Regions from separate parts of the Homo sapiens genome. Here all the other regions are linked to region 2. Evidence: chromatin loops called from intact Hi-C (ENCODE). Cell type or tissue: IMR-90. All regions are shown on one strand. Each heading gives the region's core, and the rest is flanking DNA. Links, peaks and the distances in the headings are about the cores only. Region 1 overlaps BHMT (betaine--homocysteine S-methyltransferase). Region 2 overlaps DMGDH (dimethylglycine dehydrogenase). Region 3 holds the start of LOC124901013 (a long non-coding RNA gene). Region 4 holds the start of LOC105379048 (a long non-coding RNA gene).

Evidence for each region. Peaks named below come from ENCODE experiments on the same cell type or tissue, not always from the same donor. Only the 100,000 strongest peaks of a DNase experiment are listed, where the experiment ranks them.
Region 1: a loop joins it to region 2, with 13 times the contacts of the local background. A loop is called at or near these places in 101 of 110 quality-filtered maps.
Region 3: a loop joins it to region 2, with 6 times the contacts of the local background. A loop is called at or near these places in 24 of 110 quality-filtered maps.
Region 4: it touches region 2 in a loop (7-fold over the local background); 26 of 110 quality-filtered maps call a loop at or near these places.

Annotation. Positions count from the first base shown.
Region 1 is chr5:79,131,713-79,136,311 of GRCh38, reverse strand. BHMT (betaine--homocysteine S-methyltransferase) reads right to left here. Exons shown (of 8, transcript NM_001713.3): 8 at 4,024-4,599. Among named protein-coding and RNA genes, the nearest start is that of BHMT, 22 kb to the right of the region's middle. In IMR-90, for the core only: CTCF peaks have their summits at 2,493 (motif pointing left) and 3,081 (motif pointing right); DNase peaks (open chromatin) are centred at 2,441 and 3,091; H3K4me3 peaks cover 592 bases; H3K27ac peaks cover 472 bases; H3K27me3 peaks cover 93 bases.
Region 2 is chr5:79,023,291-79,027,889 of GRCh38, reverse strand. It overlaps DMGDH (dimethylglycine dehydrogenase), which reads left to right. Exons shown (of 16, transcript NM_013391.3): 13 at 1,309-1,466; 14 at 3,560-3,619. Among named protein-coding and RNA genes, the nearest start is that of ARSB, 40 kb to the right of the region's middle. In IMR-90, for the core only: a CTCF peak has its summit at 2,732 (motif pointing left); a DNase peak (open chromatin) is centred at 2,699; H3K4me3 peaks cover 181 bases; H3K27me3 peaks cover 659 bases.
Region 3 is chr5:79,544,528-79,549,126 of GRCh38, reverse strand. It overlaps LOC124901013 (a long non-coding RNA gene), which reads left to right and starts at 1,492. Exons shown (of 2, transcript XR_007058839.1): 1 at 1,492-1,673. LOC105379047 (a long non-coding RNA gene) reads right to left here and starts at 1,554. Exons shown (of 3, transcript XR_948497.3): 1 at 1,483-1,554. In IMR-90, for the core only: no CTCF peak of the experiment used is centred there; a DNase peak (open chromatin) is centred at 2,196.
Region 4 is chr5:79,855,619-79,860,217 of GRCh38, reverse strand. LOC105379048 (a long non-coding RNA gene) reads right to left here and starts at 357. Exons shown (of 3, transcript XR_948500.3): 1 at 278-357. In IMR-90, for the core only: a CTCF peak has its summit at 1,901 (motif pointing right); no DNase peak of the experiment used is centred there; H3K27me3 peaks cover 644 bases.

The DNA.
Region 1 (4,599 bases), core at 410-4,409, 110 kb before region 2:
TGTGCCTGAATGCTGGGGAGTAGTCCAGGCTGGAGAGAGAAATCTGGGAGTCATCAAGCTGCTGAGAATGGCCTGATGGAAGGAAAAAAATCCTGAGGTGTCTAGCTCCCAAATTCCACTCTCCTATTCTCAAAATGTGAGAAGCCAGCTCTCTCCCTTCCTAGGTAGATGAAGGACTCTAAACCAAAAATTACTCACTTGATGATTTTTAGAATATTTAGCTTATGCAAATCTACAAAGAATTCTGAACCTTGAAAATAGAAACAGTTCATAATATGAAAAACCACAGACCCAAGTCTCCTTAGAAAACAGTACCTGTGGGGAGGAATGACATTTTCATTTTTCAGCACCAGGCTGAGTCTAGGGTAGTAACATTTTCCCTGCCCTCTGAACAGTGTTACTTGTTTTAGTCGGCTGTCTGTTTAGCCAGGGGAATAATTAATTAACAATTTCAGTCCGCTGGAAACATACCACCAAGTGGCATTCAGTAAATATTTATTGACAATGATGAGGCTATTATTTATTTATATCATCAAATCGCAAACAACTGTGGAGTTTTCCAGCAAGGCATTAGAAACTTGTTATCCTACAGTTGAGAAAATTGAAGGACAGAGAAGTGGGGTGATTTACCCAATGTTCTGCAGGGAGTTGGGGCAAAGCTAGGACTTGCACCCCAAAGTCTTGATTCTAAATGTCTTCCTTGCTTTTTCTGCTATGTGCCACTAGTGTTTTTGAGCCATAGGTGAATTCCACTAAGCTACCTCAGGTGTTTAGGACGTTAACTTTTGCAAAGAACAGTAAAATCTCATTAAGTCAGAATAATTGGAAGAATGACCAGGCTGACTTGAGAAAAAGTCTGAACTATTTAAAAAGATATTCAGCTTTTTCCTTTCAAGATCATGTAGTAAATTGGAACAAATAACCACAGAATGGGGCCAAGCAGAGGTCTTACTGAACCTGCCCAAAAGAACAAACTGGAATAATTTCTGAAGGGTACATTAACAGTTTGCATGCAAGTGATGACTGCTAAAGATAGTTCAGGCATTTAGAGAAATATCTTTTTATTAAAAATAAGTGAAATGTTTCCCTTAATACATTTCATGTAAGTATTTACATAGGAAACTTTCATAAATTTATTTATTTTTATTTTTATTTATTTATTTTTTTGAGATGGAGTTTCACTCTTGTTGCCCAAGCTAGAGTGCAGTGGTGCGATCTCGGCTCACTGCAACCTCCGCCTCCCAAGTTCAAGTGATTCTCCTGCCTCAGCCTCCCAAGTAGCTGGGATTACAGGCGCCTGCCACTACGCCCAGCTAAGTTTTGCGTTTTTAGTAGAGATGGGGTTTCACCATGTTGGCAGGCTAGTCTTGAACTCCTGACCTCAAGTGATCTGCCTGCCTTGGCCTCCCAAACTGCTGGGATTATAGGCGTGAGCCACCGTGCCCAGCCTGGAAGCTTTAATAAATTTAAATGTAAACATCTAACCATCTAACCACAAGTTAAAATGATCATGCGTTTGATTTCATGGCATATAAATTAACCTGTTTTTACTGTTTTGCTGTACATGACTTGTTTGGTATTATTCCTGTAACTCACAGCAGCATAAATGATGACATCTGTCTCTCTCATTTTCCATCATCTTAATTTTTCATCTATCCAATGCCAACAGAATGCCTCCAGCTGCTTGAAAACCGGAAGCATTTTCTGGCCATTCCTTTCTCTCACCACACTCCCACCAATTTTACCAAAGGATCCTACCCTTCCTGTTACCATTTTTGAGAATTCTTTGCATTTGCCTGCCTTTCATCATTTTCTGTTCAAACACTAAATATTCCTTCCTGAAGATGTTTAGAAATATTATACCTTGCTATCTCTAATTCTGTCGTTTAACATCCCACCAGGCATACTATTTCTGAAGCCGTTCATAAGTCCTATTTTTCTCTCTTGAAATTGACTTCTTCCTCCTTTGTTATCTAAGAGCCAGGGTCCTTGACCTGGCAGGTAACACGTGGGAGGTTCCAGACTGACTGAGTGGATGTTATTGACTATCAAGGAGGCTATTTGGGAGAACAGTCTATAAAGCCCTCAAGCCCTTCAGTGTGCTGAAGGCTGGAAAAAAAAAAACGTTTCTGGGGAAAATGGGGATCTAGTTGGAGATGCATAAAGCCTGCCTGCCTGCCTGCTCTCCTGCAGTCCCTCCCCGCCCTCCTTCCTCCCTCCCTGCCTCTCTCCTCCCTCCCTCCCTCTCTCCTTTCTTTCCTTCCCTCCCGTTCTCCCTCCCTTTTTCCCTCCCTTTCTCCCTTCCTTCCTCTTTTTTAATTCCTGACTCAAACTTGTTAAAGGCTTTTCTTGATGGGTGCGTTGTCCTGGATGTGATTCAAAGATCCACATGTCTTAAGAAAAAACTGACCAAAACTGTTAGAGCTTAGCCTGATGAAATAACTTAAGTTCAAACAAAATAAGGTTACTCATGCATTTCCTGCTGGCGACCTGCTGCCCCCATCTGGAGAAGTTGGGAACGGATGTTCTTGATTCATTCCTGCGCAGTTCTTGTTTCCTTTAGGGGTCTGCGTTGGCTTGGCTGTCTTATCCAAAGGTGGTTTGCTACAGTGTGTAGAAGTGTCAGAGTACAAACTGCAAACAGTTTATTTAGTGAGTTCATGTTTACTCTGAGTAACGCCAAAGACCTTTATTTTATTCCTGGCTGGAGGATGACTCCTTAGTTTTGTGGACCATCTGTTCTGGTACTGCCCCCCAGCTTCCCCAACCCTTCCTACAAAAGGCTAAGCTAAAGCCGTCTTTCTTGACAGCCTTGGAATAGTGAGAAGTGCTTCCTGACTTTGCATCCTGCCTTGGTAATCTTATCCTTAAAAGGATAGTTTGGACTTTTGATCTCTAAGGTCCCTCTGGTTCGGAGTCCATAAAAAATATTTACCAGTGAGAAATGTCTATTTAACATAAATCAACTCTTAGGTATTAAATGAGCTTTCTCTCTTAATGAACAAGATTTCTGGAAATAAAATGCACATGTTTGGAGGAGGGACTGAAATTTTAAAAACAATTTCAAAATATGAACTATACCACTAGGAGGCAGTGTTGACATATAATTTAATTCAAGAATGTCTTTACCATAGCTCCTTTTCAGAAAAATATTTTAAAAAACGATGGATATAAAAATGATTAAAGGTTATAATATTTTGGTGGCAACAAAACTCTGAAAAGAATATTAAAGGAACATGCATTTTACACAGTAATAGAACAGCAAGTCCAATAAAATGTCATCTGTGAGTGAAAGCTTTAAATACTGAGCTTGGTTTGAGAATATAAGAGAAATGATAGATAACAACTTTGCCAAAAAAAAAAACAAAAAACAAAAAACAAGTGGAGTTCACTCTTGTTTCCACTAGCCATATGCAGCCTCTGAAAGTTGTGCTGCTTTGGCTCTGTTTCTGTGCATTGAGGGATTAGGGGTGGATTATTAACTCTTAGTAACAAAATTCTAGCAATTTCTTTGCCTTTCCATTTATTTATTTATTTGACAGAGTCTCACTCTGTCTCCCAGGCTGGAGTGCAGTGGTGCAATCTCAGCTCACTGCAGCCTCTGCCTCCCAGGTTCAAGTGATTCTCATGCCTCAGCCTCCCGAATAGCTGGGACTACAGGTGTGTGCCACCACACCTGGCTAATTTTTGTATTTTTAGTAGAGACAGGGTTTCACCATGTTGGCCAAACTGGTCTTGAACTCCTATCCTCAAGTAATCCGTCCACCTCCCAAAGTGCTGGGATTACAGGCGTAAGCCACCACACCTGGCCTATTTTTGTTTTCTAGAATTCCCTGACTGGCTCTCCAGAAAGAGCCAGTAGGGCCTCTTTTCCTTTTAAATACTGCCACCTGCTCCTTTAAAATTCCAGCATACTTGTGAAGTAGGTTTTTCTTTTAAATAGGTGAAGAAATTGAGGTATAGAGGTTTCATGTAAGACTTAGCAAATTGTAGAACCAGGATAAGAATAAAATACAAGCAATATAGTCTCATTGCTCTTCTTTTTAATAGCTGAAAAGAATTACAATTTCAAAACAGCTCAAACAATTCAATAATGTTTAGAAAGCTGCATGACCTCTTTTCTAATACACTGAGGGTAGTCATGTTTCTTCTAATAGTCTTGTATCTTCAGGCTTGAGCTTTTGTAGGAGAGTAGATATTAAATTATCAGAGAAAAATATCATAGTTCTCAATCTAGGAAACCAGGCTAGAGTTTGGAGAATCTCTACTTTTTTCTTATTATATTTTTTAAAAGCTACCAACTAATACAAGCTCACTCTGCTCAGCCTTATGGCCCAGAGGCACTAGGTGGATCCAGTGTTGACTAGGATGGAGAGGGCTGAAATATCCATCTCTCCTCCCCTCCTCCCCATTGGTCTATGTCTTTTACTGGTAGAAAAGTGGGTCACGAAACAGAAGAACTCTGAGAGCAGGACTCTGGGTATTGGATATTTATTGATCAGGTCTCATATGACTGACCTACTTATAAGAATAAACTTAAACAGGATGGTCTCCTTAAGTGTCTTGTAGCAATATTTTTCAAACTGTGGATCCAAACCC
Region 2 (4,599 bases), core at 439-4,438:
AGCCTGGGCAACAAGAGTGAAACTGCATCTCAAAAAAAAAAAAAAAAAAGAAAAGTGGGGAAGAGGATTGGCTGAAATAGTCGGGCCAGCCAACTCTATTTGTGAACATTCAAGATGGTCTCCTGGAGATAGAATCTCCCATAGAGACCATTTTGAAGGTATCAGGTACCTCTCCTAGAGCATTGCCAACAATCCTTCTTTCCTTCCAGACTGTAAGTTCACTGAGATGTCTTCCTCTAGCACCTAACCTTGCACATGGTAGGTATTTGATACAGAGATGAATGAATGCTCTTCAGTTCCCCAGTGGTGCTCTGGGCTCCCTTCTAAGTTTTTCTAGACCTCCTTGTCTCTCACAGGAGTACTGCATGCCCAGGCATTCATTCAATTATATGTTGCTCCTATTCTGTGGTATCCCATAAAAACACCTTACCATGAGCCCTCCACCTTGGGAAACAGGAGAACACAGAGATTAAAGACCATAGCTCTTTCTCTGGGCTGCTGCTATACCTTTTCCCTGCCCTTCTTCCACCCAACGTTGGCAAATTCTAGAATAAAAAATGAGCAGGGCTGGATGCAGTGGCTCATACCTGTAATCCCAGCACTTTGGGAGGCCAGAGTGGGAGGACTGATTGATTGTCCCAGGAGTTCAGGACCAGCCTGGGCAACATAGTGAGACCCTGTCTCAACAAAAAAACAAGACAAAAAAACAAAACAAGAACACAAAAATAAGCAGGATTTTTTGGGTTACATTTAATTTCTTTTGATTTTTGCCCACAGCTCTGTTGGTGAAGGAAATGACTAGGGAAGAAGTGGGAGGGGGAGAAGTCAGAGACTATGGCTTTCTCACTATGAGGATAACTTGAATAATTCTTAGTTAACTATATTTTTAAGCTTGTGATTTTTGGGCAAGGGGTTGGTTTAAACCTTGAACTCGTTGCCCTGATAAACTGTGCCATGCTAACTATTCACCTAACGTCATTGTCCCAGAAAACAGTCAAGCCTCATTAGAAAGCTGGGGTCCAGGGTGGAGATTAATTCCTGTATTATAGTCTTTCTGTGTCATGACAAGAGGTGTCCTGCATACCACCATCTACATGGGAGTCAGGATCGGCACAAATGCATCTGTGATATGGTGGGCTTCTTTGCAGTGGGGTCTTGTAACTTTTTGTGAGCTGGTCTTTTTAGAGACTGACAATGTCTGTGTTGCATAAGTGGAATTTCTCCTGCTTATATGTGTTCTAGCTAATGCACATTAGATCTAGTGATCATTGTTCTTGCCCTGCTGTGGCACCTGTGGGTTTATTTCAGGTGAGCTGGGTTGGGAGCTGTATCACAGAAGAGAAGATTCTGTGGCGCTGTATGACGCTATCATGAATGCAGGCCAGGAGGAGGGAATCGACAATTTTGGAACCTATGCCATGAATGCCTTACGCCTGGAGAAAGCCTTCAGAGCCTGGGGGTTAGAGGTTTGAAATGCTAGCATCTTTATTAACATTTTATGTTTATTTATCTCATTTTTATATAAGGGCTGGTTTGAACTGCAATAACATTGGTTTTGGCTGTAAGAGAAATTACATATCATTAGATAACTTTATTTCATTAGGGGAAGAGGTTTTTCTCCTTAATTTCTCAAGTGAAAGTTCAGTGGAATTCTGACATATGTTTATTCTGCCTTAATTCATCCTAGTTGGCTGACAGCCCTAGATAACTGTCTTGGACTTTGGGGAGCCGGCTTGCCTCATGGGATTAGAGTAACACTTTTCAAAATCTCTCCTCCTCTGTCATTTTGCCCGTCTTCATTTTCTTCTTATCTTATACCTTTTGGTGAATTAACACTCCTTTCTGAGGGGCAGGGTTGATGGTCCAGAATGTGGTGGTCCAGCCTTCCTCCACCATTAATAATGGTTATTAAGAGTTTCTATTTGTATAGTGCTTTAACCATTTACATATTTTCATATGCATGATTTCATTTTCCTTCTCAACTCTCCATTACCTCTATTTTACGCATAATAACACTGAGACTTAGAGAACCACTTGGTCCAGATTACCTAGTAAGTGGCCAGCCTGTGGTTTAAACTCTGTTCTCCTACTTTATTTCCAATATGGCAGGCTATCCCTGGACCCAGTCACTATTTCAGATTCAGTAGTTGTTTCTTTGGAAGACACTGAGGTTTTAGACCTGAAAGGTAAGATAAGGGATAGTGGTAAAAGATGAACTCAGAGCGGGGACTCTTGGGTTTGAATTTTTCCTCCACCACGCACCAGCTATCTGGCTTAACCCTCCAGAACTTCTGTTTACTTTTCTAAAAAATGGATTTTTTATGCTACAGAATTATCATAGATAGTAGAGAGAGTCTAGGAAGTGCCAAGCACATAATAAAGTGCATTTGATTGAAGGGGAGAGTGTGTTTCAAAGCCCAGGCAGAGACCCAAGGGCATTTAGAGTGCGCAGAAGCAAGTGGGCAAGCTCTCCACGAGAGATCCCCTATTAGGGGATTCTCTAGCTACAACTGGGGACTGAGGCGAGGCTAGGCGCAGGGACAGAAACGGAGGACAGCGCGGTCCCCACACTCTCCGAGGAATGAAGCAGCAGGAGCAGCCCTTTGGGAGTCAGACATTTCTCCATTCTCCTGCCTTTTATTTTCTCAGATTTCCTCTCCCGGCGACCTCCTCTGGAGAGCTTTTCTCCTTCTCCCGTCCCTCCGATTTCCCAGCAGTGCCAGAGCGCCCTCTAGTGTTGGCACTGCAATCCTCTGTGCTTCATTTTTATTTTTTTCTTTGAAGAAATTCTGAAATTTTGAACAGATAAATATAATTTTAGAATAGCTCAAATTGATTAAGAAATATGAGGCAACGTTTTACGTCATATAAAACAAGCGTACTTTCATTTAGTTTATGCAGGTGCTGTGTTGCTTTAAAAGTTTGACTGCTTGTAGGGGGTTTAGACTAGTTCTCTCACTGCGAAGAAAACAACAAAACGAAGAAAGAAACAAAAACCATTAACTTCAGGTCTATTACCAAATATTGGCGTTAGCCCTGACTTGGTAGCTATTACAGTGACTTGGCCACATTTGAAGAGATACAGATTCAAACTCCGCTTATTCCTTTCTCCTCTCCTGAACTCTATCAGCCACCTTCCTACTATCTGCTTTCCCTCCACCTTACCCTGATTCTTGGTGAATTGTAAGATAAGTAAATTGTTTAATAACTTTTCAAAACGTAGTTATGTAAAATTATTGCAGAAAAACATGTGAAAATCTTGTTTCTAGAAGAAACATCACGTACATTCCCTCAGATGTTTATTAAAATGGGAGAGCTGTGGAAACACAGTGAATTTTAGTTTCTATATTTGTTATATTCAAATGACCAGTTTTGCTGAAAGGCTACATCGAATTTTGGATTAAAAAATTGTTTTCAAAACCGGTCTATAGTTTGCCTTTCTTTAGAATCTGTGTTGAAAAATCAAAAAGGGTTCTTTCTCCTAAAAACAAATATGAAAGTGATGTTACCAAAATGACTTGCACTCATCTAAGATTTAAAATGTGTGTTTCCTTTTTAGATGAACTGTGATACAAATCCTTTGGAAGCTGGACTGGAATATTTTGTGAAGTTAAATAAGGTATGTTTACATTCCAAAGTGTGCTTGAAGTAAATCTTAACATTATGATGCTATTTTGTGACAGAGCCATTCTTTAAAATTTAACCAAGTATGGATTATAGGAGAAACAAGGTGAACATAAATACTAGCATTGCTCAATTGTGTCATATTACTCTTTTGTCAACATTTGCTTAGTTCAAACTATTGGAGTGTGCTTACAGATTTAAGATAGCAGAATCCAGCATCTTTAAGGGCTAAATCTAAATTCTAAGATAAAAATTAGTAAGGATAAGAAGATTATCTGTCAGATTCTAGTAGACATTTATGTTGGAAGTGCGCCATGTTGTGTATTTTGCAGTAACTCCTGGTGACTTGGGAAATTGCACATTAGCTGATCAAACATAGTGCATTCATTGATCCTTCTGGATACTCACAGTGTGGAGCAGCCTCACTTCAGCATATCTGTCCATCTGCTTATCAAGCATCTTTGTGGGTAACTGCAACATCTGAATATAAGCAAATAACACGTTTCAAACGTTTTCGGCATAAAATGGGTATTAACTGAGAAGCTAATATAAGCCCAAATAATCATAACCGATAAGACACTCCAAAGGGAACTCCTACATCAGTGGTTCTTAAAATGTAGCCTTCAGACTAACAGCATCAGCCTCATTGGGAGCTTGTTTGAAATGCTAATTCTCAGGTCCCACCCTAGAACTACTAAATCAGAATCTCTGGGAGTCAGGCCAACAAATCTGTTTTAACAACCCCTGCAGGGGATTCTGATGCATCTAAGGTTTGAGAAGCATTACTCTAAATAATTATAGTGGAAAAGCATATCATGAGGCCAATTTATTACAGCCAAGCTCATCTGTACAAGCCTTACAAATATAAATGAGGTTACTCCATTGAGCAGTGCCTAAGAGTTATAATAAAACAACTTAATAGAGCTGGGGTGAGTGGTAGTATTGAAGAATAAGGGCAGCAGCGGCTACTGTTTA
Region 3 (4,599 bases), core at 195-4,194, 520 kb before region 2:
CCCCACTTGTGATAGGCACTAAGCGTATACCTGAGTACAACAGATAAGAATCTTGATCTCATGGAGCTTACATTCTAGTGAAGATGGAGAAGACATAACAAAATAACTAACAAGTATGCAGTATGCAAAAAGATGAAGTGCTATAGAGAAAAAAAATGAGAAAAGGCAGATAGGAAGTTGGAATTGCAGTACAAAATAAGATGATCAGATAGGCTGAGTCTTTTGAGATAGTTGTGTATTTTCTATTCTTGATTTCAAAAGCAGAGAAATGTCCATTTATAATCCTCCTAGTATAAAAAGGTAACTTACTATTTTTAATTGCTCTTGAACTTAAATGCTCTTATTAAGTATCTTTGTGTTGGATCTTCTGCCAGAAAATAAATAAATAAATAATACATAAATAAATAAACTAAACCAGAGCTTAGGTTTTGCTGGTTGTCTGCAGCTGCTTCAATTTATCAACTTAGCAACATTCTACTTTCTGAATTGACTGGCAATTTTGGGCATCAGAAGACATGTACCTAAGAGTTGATAATTCCAGAGAAAGAGAGTACTCTAGATTGTCTGAGACCAAAAAACTCTGGTGAAGCTGTCTGATTTTAGTCATGTCAAGTTAATGCAGAAAATTCTTGTATTTCATGTTGTCCATTTCACATACAACAGATAACAACACTAACCTACTATAACTGTAGTTTAAATTGCTTTCAAGCATATGAGAATGGGTTTAGGTTCTCTATTTCTGTTGCTTTCCTGCCTTTTTTTGTGTACCTTCCTTTTTTTTTTTCCTCTCACCTTGAAAAAACCTCTACTGAGTACCTACTTACCAGCCAAGTAGATATGGGACATCACTTCAGCTTCTATTAAACCAAATCAGTGGTGCTTAACCCTGGCTGTGCACTGGAATCATCTTTTAAAATTACTCATGTCTGGGCCCTGATTCCAGTTAAACCAGAATTTCCAGGGGTGGGACCCAGGCATGAGTACTTATTCATTTATTTACTTATTTTGCAATCAATCATGTTTTCATTTTCTTCTTTCTTTTTCCCTTCCTGTACACCTTCTTTCTCTCTTTTGTCTTTCATTCGTTCACATATGCCTCATATATATTTATAATTTTAAAGATATGCCATTATACTCCACATTATGATTTTTTAAAAATTCCAATTACATAAAAGATTCCAATGCACAGTTTAGGCCAACAATCCCCGAACTTAGCCTACAGGCCCTCAGCAGCCTCCCACCCAGCACCACTGAGGGTGTCCTCAGGAAATCAATCAGTACTTTGTTACCTCTGTGGGGACTTCAGCTTTCACCTCATTCTCTTATTCTTTCAACTCCTTTCCTCCCTCTCCTTTACTTCTTACCCTTCTTGTCTGCTTCTGCCTGAGGCCTGCTGACAGTACCTGCTAACACTGTTTAGCCCTATTGGTGGCCAGCATTAGGTTAGGTTTTCAGCCCCTGTTGCAAAACAGATCTAGTTACCTGGAGATTGCTCACTCATCACTTCTGCGGCTGCTTCTGTGGTTCTCTGGGGCCTCTCCACACCTGCCAGGCTGGCTGCTCTTCATGGCTGGTGCTGCCATGGGCCAACCCCAGGATGGCATGCTTTGACCCTCAGAATTCCCGTCTAAGAAGTGCTATCAGAGCATGTGTGTATGCTCTCACTGCGGCAGGTAAGGCATTTAATCATCATCTGGCCCTTTTCCTCTTTGCCATCTCACTTCCCACTATCACCACCACAGTACTCCCCGGCTGCCATAAACACACGTCACCTTATGTGTGCTATTATGTTTCCCTAGATAAAACCTTTCCTGAATCTGGAAAACTGCATATTCATTCTGCAGAATCCTAACTCAGCTGTTACTCCCCTAAGAAGCCTTCTCCAATCTCCTTGATCACAGTGTTGTTCACATTGTATCCTGCTGGCTTGTGTGTTTATGTTCCTGGCTCCTCCCTAGGCTCAAGGCAGAGGCTGGCTCTTTATTCTAAATGTCTTTAAATAGATAACAGCTTTTCAGTAAACGTTGAATGGAGGAAAATGTGAATAGACCCAAGGAACGTACATGGCAAACTACAGTTAGCTTGTAGACCACATCTGGCCCATCGCTTGTTTTGGTATCTAGAGTTTTATTGAAATACAGCTACACACATTTGTTTATGTATTCTGTGGTTGCTTTAGTGCTACAAGGCCAGAGACGAACAGTTGCAACAGAGACCGTGTGGCCCACAAAAGGCAAAAATATTTACTCTCCAGCCCTTTCCTGAAAAAGTTTGCTGACCTCTGATCTAAAAGAAACCTGAGAAGTCTCCTACAGTAACATATCCAGTAGAAAGATAATACAAGCCATCCAGTTAATTTTAAATTTGCTTGTAGCCACATTAAAAAAGAAAAAAAACTGGTAAAAATTATTTTAGTAATATGTTTTATTTAATCCAAAATATCCAAACATTATCATTTCAACATGCAATTAATATAAAAATTGTTTTGTAGTGAGATATTTTACATTCTTGGTGTGGTACTAAGTCTTTGAAATCCAGTGGGTATTTTACACTTACAGAACATGTTAATTTTGACTAGTTTCACTGTAAGTGCTCCATAGTTACATGTGTGGCTAGTGACTATCTTACTGGGCACTTCTAGATCAAATCCATCAGGTTATAGTTGAAGAAATTGGTCCAGAGAGAGTAAAAGTTTAATCTAATGTCACATTTAGTAGCAAAATTGGGCATTAAACCTGGCTGTCTTCATTCCTAGCAAAGTGCTCCACTGTCACATCATACTAACTTTGGCCTTATTGTTTGTTCACTAGAAGAGATATGATAAGAAGATCTAGTTCCTAATTCCGTACAAGCATTAATAAGTTGTGTGATTTTAGGATATTTCTTAGCTTCTCAGGATTTTCATTTCCTCATCTGTAAAATAAGAGCACTCAACTCACTAAAACTTAAAGGTTTTAAAATTTGAATGGTATATGACAAATCAAACATGTTTGGTTTACAAACCAGAACACACTGCAGTTATTTTGCCTGAGAATTCTTTTCCTAAGAAGCTGTGTGCAAATATGAATTCATGGCTATGTTGACTGTCAGCATAACTTGAGGAATGCTCTCAGAGGCCAGATTTCTGATGGACAATCCATTCACATCGACATTTTAGTAATAAGGACCAAGAGATTTGGAAATGATCCAAGAAGGTCTTCACTGAGGAGTGAAAGAGCAAAGAAGGGACTGGTGTTAGGGCCCATATGGGACAGTGGAATGGCTTCCTCTCTCTGCTAAGCAGCACCAGTGTCTGTCACAGGCAACAGGGCCAGTGAAAGGAAATGAAGCTGGCATATCTTAAGAAATTAGAGGATAGAAAACTGTGACAAAGATTAGATAATCAGATTTGATTATCTATTTATTTATTTATTTATTTGAGACAGGGTCTCACTCTGTTGTCCGGGCGGGAGTGCAATGGCACGATTTTGGCTCACTGCAGTCTCAATTTCCTGGGCTCAGGAGATCTTCCCACCTCAGCCTCCTGAGTGGCCGGGACCACCAGGCATGTGCCAGCACGCCCAGCTAATTTTTTTTGTATTTTTTATAGAGATAGGGTTTTGCCATGTTGCCCAGGTTGGTCTCAAACTCCTGGGCTCAAGCAATCCGCCCGTCTAGGCCTCCCGAAATGCTGGGATTAGCCACTGTGCACAGCTTTTGTTTTGTAAATAGTAAATATTGTAACAGAATCAATGGCTTTATTAAATTTGTACTCAAACCACAGAAGAAATGTAACAATGTAGGAGAAAGACACACCGAAATGGAGAAATGGAGGTGGGCAGGCACCAAAAACAAATGTGCTTTTTAAAAAAAGTTTGCCTAAGATTCATTGTGTTCACTTTAAAACCCATTTACACCTTTCCCCTTCCTCTTAACAGAAACATTGCTTTCCTTCAGGGACTGGAGAAGATTGCAGTATAAGGCAAAAGTATGGGCTTTGGAGTTAGACAGACTTGAATATGAACCCTAGATCCTCCTGTAAAAATTATATGGCCTTGGCACAAGTTCGTGCCTCCGTTTCCTCCTCTGTAACATGTGCATAATAATAGTACTTACCTCACAGGATAGAAGATTAAATGATTAAATGAGGCAGTATATGAAAAGTTCTTAGTACAGTGGGTATCACATAGTAAGTTCTAAATTAACCTTAGCTATTAGTCTCATTCTGAAAATAGGTTTCAAGAGGCAGGAGAAAAACTGCCAGTGTGCTATATCCACAGCTGGCTATAGGTGAATCAGAACCGGTCCATCATGTTTATGGAAATGGTGGTATAAATTAAATTGTGTACATGTAAATTAGTGCAACTCTAGAGCATTCCAAGGGAATCTGACTGTGCCACTGACTCCTCTGTTATAAATGCCTCCAGATAGTGACTGGGCAGCTGGACATGAAGGTAAGGAGTCTCCCAGGGAATTCTGCCAGACATCTTGCTTTTGTTACCTGATAGGTACGTTCTTCAGAATTCTAAAACGGAATTTTGTTTCTTTATGGCAGTATTTCATGTCTATAAGCGTGTGCATTGCTAACTGACTTCAGAATGGTTTTGTTACCTTTCATCT
Region 4 (4,599 bases), core at 372-4,371, 830 kb before region 2:
ATAAAAATATAAAATAAAACTTGAAATGTTTAAACTAGCCCAGAATGAAAGCTTGGTGAGAATAAAAGTAACGATAGTCCCTCATTACTAGACTGTTATCAGAGACTCTGATAAGACTAAAAGTGGTGAGGGGGCGTATGGGAGGGAAATGAAGTCCCCTCACAAGTTTCCAGAAGGAAAAATCCACAACGACAAAGAACATGATAGGATCGTCCAAGGTAAATGAAATCTGCAATGTAAATCATTAAATTGTGAAATGTAAGTCATGGTTCTATACCTTCTGTGACATTTGATCAAGGTAGAAGAAAAATTCTGAGAACCTTGCTGTTTCTCCAGCAGCCTGCAGTTGTCACTCCTCCCTTCTCTCTCAACTTTTTCCAACTTTAGAATTTCTGGCAGAGACTGGACCAAAAGTCACAAGGTTTAATGAGCAGTGTCGTTTCAGGCCACGAATTTGTGAGTGCCTGTTTCTGCTCACAGCTCTGCCCACTTCTCTCTCTCTACCATAAAGCTTTTTGGTCAAACTCCACTTAAGCTTAGCAGCTGCCACTATTTCCAGGATCTGGCAACGAGAATAAACTGGTTGAATCCCAGCTGTAGGAATTTGGGCAACCACCCGACGGCTTAGCCTCATTTTCCTTAGCTGTGAAATAAAGGCAATTAACCCACCTCACAGGAGTTGTGAGGATGAAATGGAATAATTAAATTATTAAATAGGATAATTTAAATGTAAAGGTGTAAAAGTGCTTTGTCAAGAGGAAAGGCACCTTCCAAGGATTTATTGCTAAAGGAACCCAGTCTCAGGACCTCGCTGTGGTGTTCACCTGGGGTAGTGGCCAAAGGTGTGGCTTAAATCAGTGAACCATCCATCATATTTACTAGAGAGAGGGCAGAGGTGGCCCTTGACCACCAAAATCCCTGCCTCCCCTTTCATGATGTGGCACTGGTGCTGGAAAGAGGCTGACCAGCCAGAGACAGCATTTCCCAGCCTCCTTTGCATCTACGTGTGGCCAGAAGAATAGTTCTTTCCATTGGCCTGTGAGCCACAGCTGTTTTTTAAGAAGCAGGAGTGCCTTCTCCTTGCTCTTTTCTCTTCTTCTGGGTGGCTAGATGTGTATGAAAATAACCAGACCCAGATCATGGTGGAGGAGCCACAAGCCTGAAGGAATCTGAGTCCCGGAATTGCAGCACCTGGAGGAGGAGAGGCACCCAGTCACAAGAAACACCTACTTGGGACCATTATAGAAGCACAAAATAAAACATCTATGATGTTAGAGCAATTACGTATTTTGGTGTCTATGTAATAAAGCAGTTGGTATGACCTTAACAAGGAGGCTGTATAGTAAGTTCTGGGTGTAATCTCTTTCTCTGCCAAGATTTTGTGGCCTTGGACTCTTTTATACCTGTTACCTCATCTATAAGTACAGATGATAATTGTTCTTGTCTTATTGGGTTGTTAGGAAAGTTAGTTGATGTAATGCACAGAAGATGCCAATAACCATATATGTTCAGTAAATGTTGGCCATGATTATTAACAGCATAGAATTATCAGACTTTTAAAAAATTCATTCATTGACTCCAGGAAAGATTTCTACCTCTGCAACTTGTCTCCAGGTGACTGTATCCATTACATGCACACCCAAATATTTTACAAAGAAATTATTCAGGGACTTCGTGTTTTTCCTAGGCAGTTGCGTCTTTATTTGAATATAGTTAACTGGAAACCTCCAAGCCTAAAGTTTCAGGCTCAGTTTGTACCTGAAGAGTCACACATGTGGACTTAATGATAGTGTGTGACTTGACCTACAATGACTCGGAAGCCCAACTAACCTGTCCTCTTTACCGTAAAATCCAGAAGTCAGATGCTGTTGCCTTACAGCTGCAGGTCTGATTCTGACCAGCAGAGGGCAGTGCTGCACACAAACTCGTGCAACTTTTGAAGGTACCCAGTGCCTTTTCATTGTCAAGTTTCCGTGTGTGTGGGGGTGGGTTTTCTCCCCAGTTTTATTCCTTGCCTTCAGAAGAATGGCCATGATATTTCAGAAAATCATGATTATCCTCAGCTCAGCTTTGATAGTTCTTAGTCTGTTGTGTGCTCACTGGCAAATCACATTTTGTGACCCTGCATGTTGATGCTGGTGGCCCACAGGCTAAAGTGAACATCAAGGGAAATACTGAAGGGGAAATAAAGTTATAAAAAGGGCAGCCTGGGAAGGGTGGGGATTGGCCTAGTGATGCTTGGGAGAGGCGTATCTGCTGAATGTGAGAATAGGAGCCCCCGCTCCTTCCCGTATCTGCTGGCACAGCCACCTCCTCCTTGTCCTCCTTTCCTGAGTCACTTACACCCACCTAGCTTCTGCAAATGATTCCACCCCGTCTTCTCCCACAACATGGCAAATTCCGGGACTCAGTCCTATGAACCTTAGTAATTCTAAGTTGTGTGATACATTTCAGAATCTCTCCTATATGAGATTTTCTGGAAACACACATGCCCATGGCTCACTCTAGACCTCCTGAATCAGATGCTAGGGTGGGTGAGAGTTTTAAGGAGCTCCCAGGATGATCAAGGTTGGTTCAAGCACCCCACACCCACCCTGAGAACCACTGGTATAGTTAATGAAGACCTGGGAGAGGCAAATGGCAGAAGAATGGAGAGGAGGGGACAGCTGGGGTGGAGTTGATGTGATTCAGTGATCCATTGCTTCTGTTACTATCCCCATTTTCCCCAAAGGGAAATTTGCAGCCCACATATAGTGACAGGTGATCTCACTGCTTTCTTTTTCTTTTTTCTTTTCTTTTTTTTTTTTTTTTTTTTTTTGAGACGGAGTCTCACTCTTCACCCAGGCTGGAGAGCAGTGGCACAATCTTGGCTCACTGCGGCCTCCGTCTCCTGGGTTCAAGCGATTCTCCTGCCTCAGCCTCTTAAGTAGTAGGGATTACAGGCCCCTGCCACCACGCCCAACTACATTTTGTATTTTTAGTAGAGACGGGGGTTTCACCAAGTTGGCCAGGCTGGTCTTGAACCTCTGACCTCAGGTGATCCGCCCACCTCGGCCTCCCAAAGTGCTGGGATTACAGGGATGAGCCACCATGCCTGGCCCTCACTGCTTTCTTCATGGAGAGAAGGAAAGCTCTTCAACTGTTCTCCTGCCTCTCTCACTCTTGCCCTGGGTTCTTATCCATATTCTCCATCTTTCCTCCTCTCTGACTGCTTGGCCTCTCTCCGCCTCCACCCATGCCTGAGCCCACCTTCTCTGCCTCCTCCCATTACCCGTTTCCCACCTGCACCTCTGGCGTCACCCTCTCCAGGGATGCATTTCCTCCTGCCCTCAGCCCCATCACCTGTCTTCAAAGCTTGCCTCCCTCTCACTGTCTTACGGGCTCTCCCCTCTCCTGGTGCTCCTCTCACTCTTTCCCCTCTTCCCTGTCCCCGCCTTCTTTGTGCTGGACTTGGTCACTCCTTTACATGACTATCAACACATCCTCTGAACTGGCCCCTCGGTCTCCCCCAGGCTTCCCTCCAGACTGAGTCCAGAGAGGTTCTTCTAGCACGCTAATCTGACATTGCCTTGCACTGACCTAAAAACCCTTCACTGCCCCTGCCCCACACCCCTCAGCATATCACACAGGCCTCCCTGCCTACTCTTCCCATCCTCTGGAGTTTTCCCTGTAGCAGTACGCGTCTGTGAACCTCTTAAGGAATGTTTGCTTTTGCCTGGCACTGCTTTCCCCATCTTGCTTCCTAAAATGAGCTCCCATTCATTCTACAAAACCCAGCTCAGGTACCACCTCCCCTGAAAAGCCTTTCCTTGTACACTCAGACTGATTTCATCATTCTGTCTTCTGTGATAGCTCTGGCTTAATATCAGCTTCTCATTGTTGTAACTTCCCGCTCTGAAACCTTGGAATCATGACGTATTCCTTCTCCCCATAATTTATTCATTTACAATTATCTCTTCCTTTCCAAGCGTTGAGCTTCTTGAGAATGTAGACTGGGAATTATTAATCTTGGGGCTCCAATTCCTAGCACGGCGTCTCGCTCAGTAATTGTGGGACAGAATTGGGGGAAAGCTAGTCTGTCTGCTTCCTTTCACGGATGGACTTCTTTGAAATAGCAGATGCCTGCCTGCCTTTGTAGTGTTTCTACTCCCACCCATCCCTTCACCCACTAAAATCTGTTTTCCTCACATATTTACAATCTTTGAAAGAAACAAATGACTCAGCCACCATGTCTGAAGTCTGTGCCCATTCACTTCTCTTCGTCATCCTCTCCGCATCATTTGTCACTGTTGACTACAACCCTCCCTGAAGTTCTTCCCTTGGTTTCTGTAGTGGATAGTCACTGTCTTGGTTGTGTCAATTCTACCTTCTTCTGGGAGCAGCACCCCAGTGTTCCTCTAGGGAACCAACCCTCTCCCACCCTCAGCATCCCATTTTCAGTGTCCAGGTTGAGGTGCTGCTCTCTCCAAGACCAGCAAGTCAGAGCTGAGTGTGGCTTCACATCCGAGCATAGCCACCTCTTGGCCCCAGAGATTGGCTCAGAGGTGAGCATGTAATGGCAACCATTGGAACTGTTTGTTCCTCCTGCGGCAGAAGATA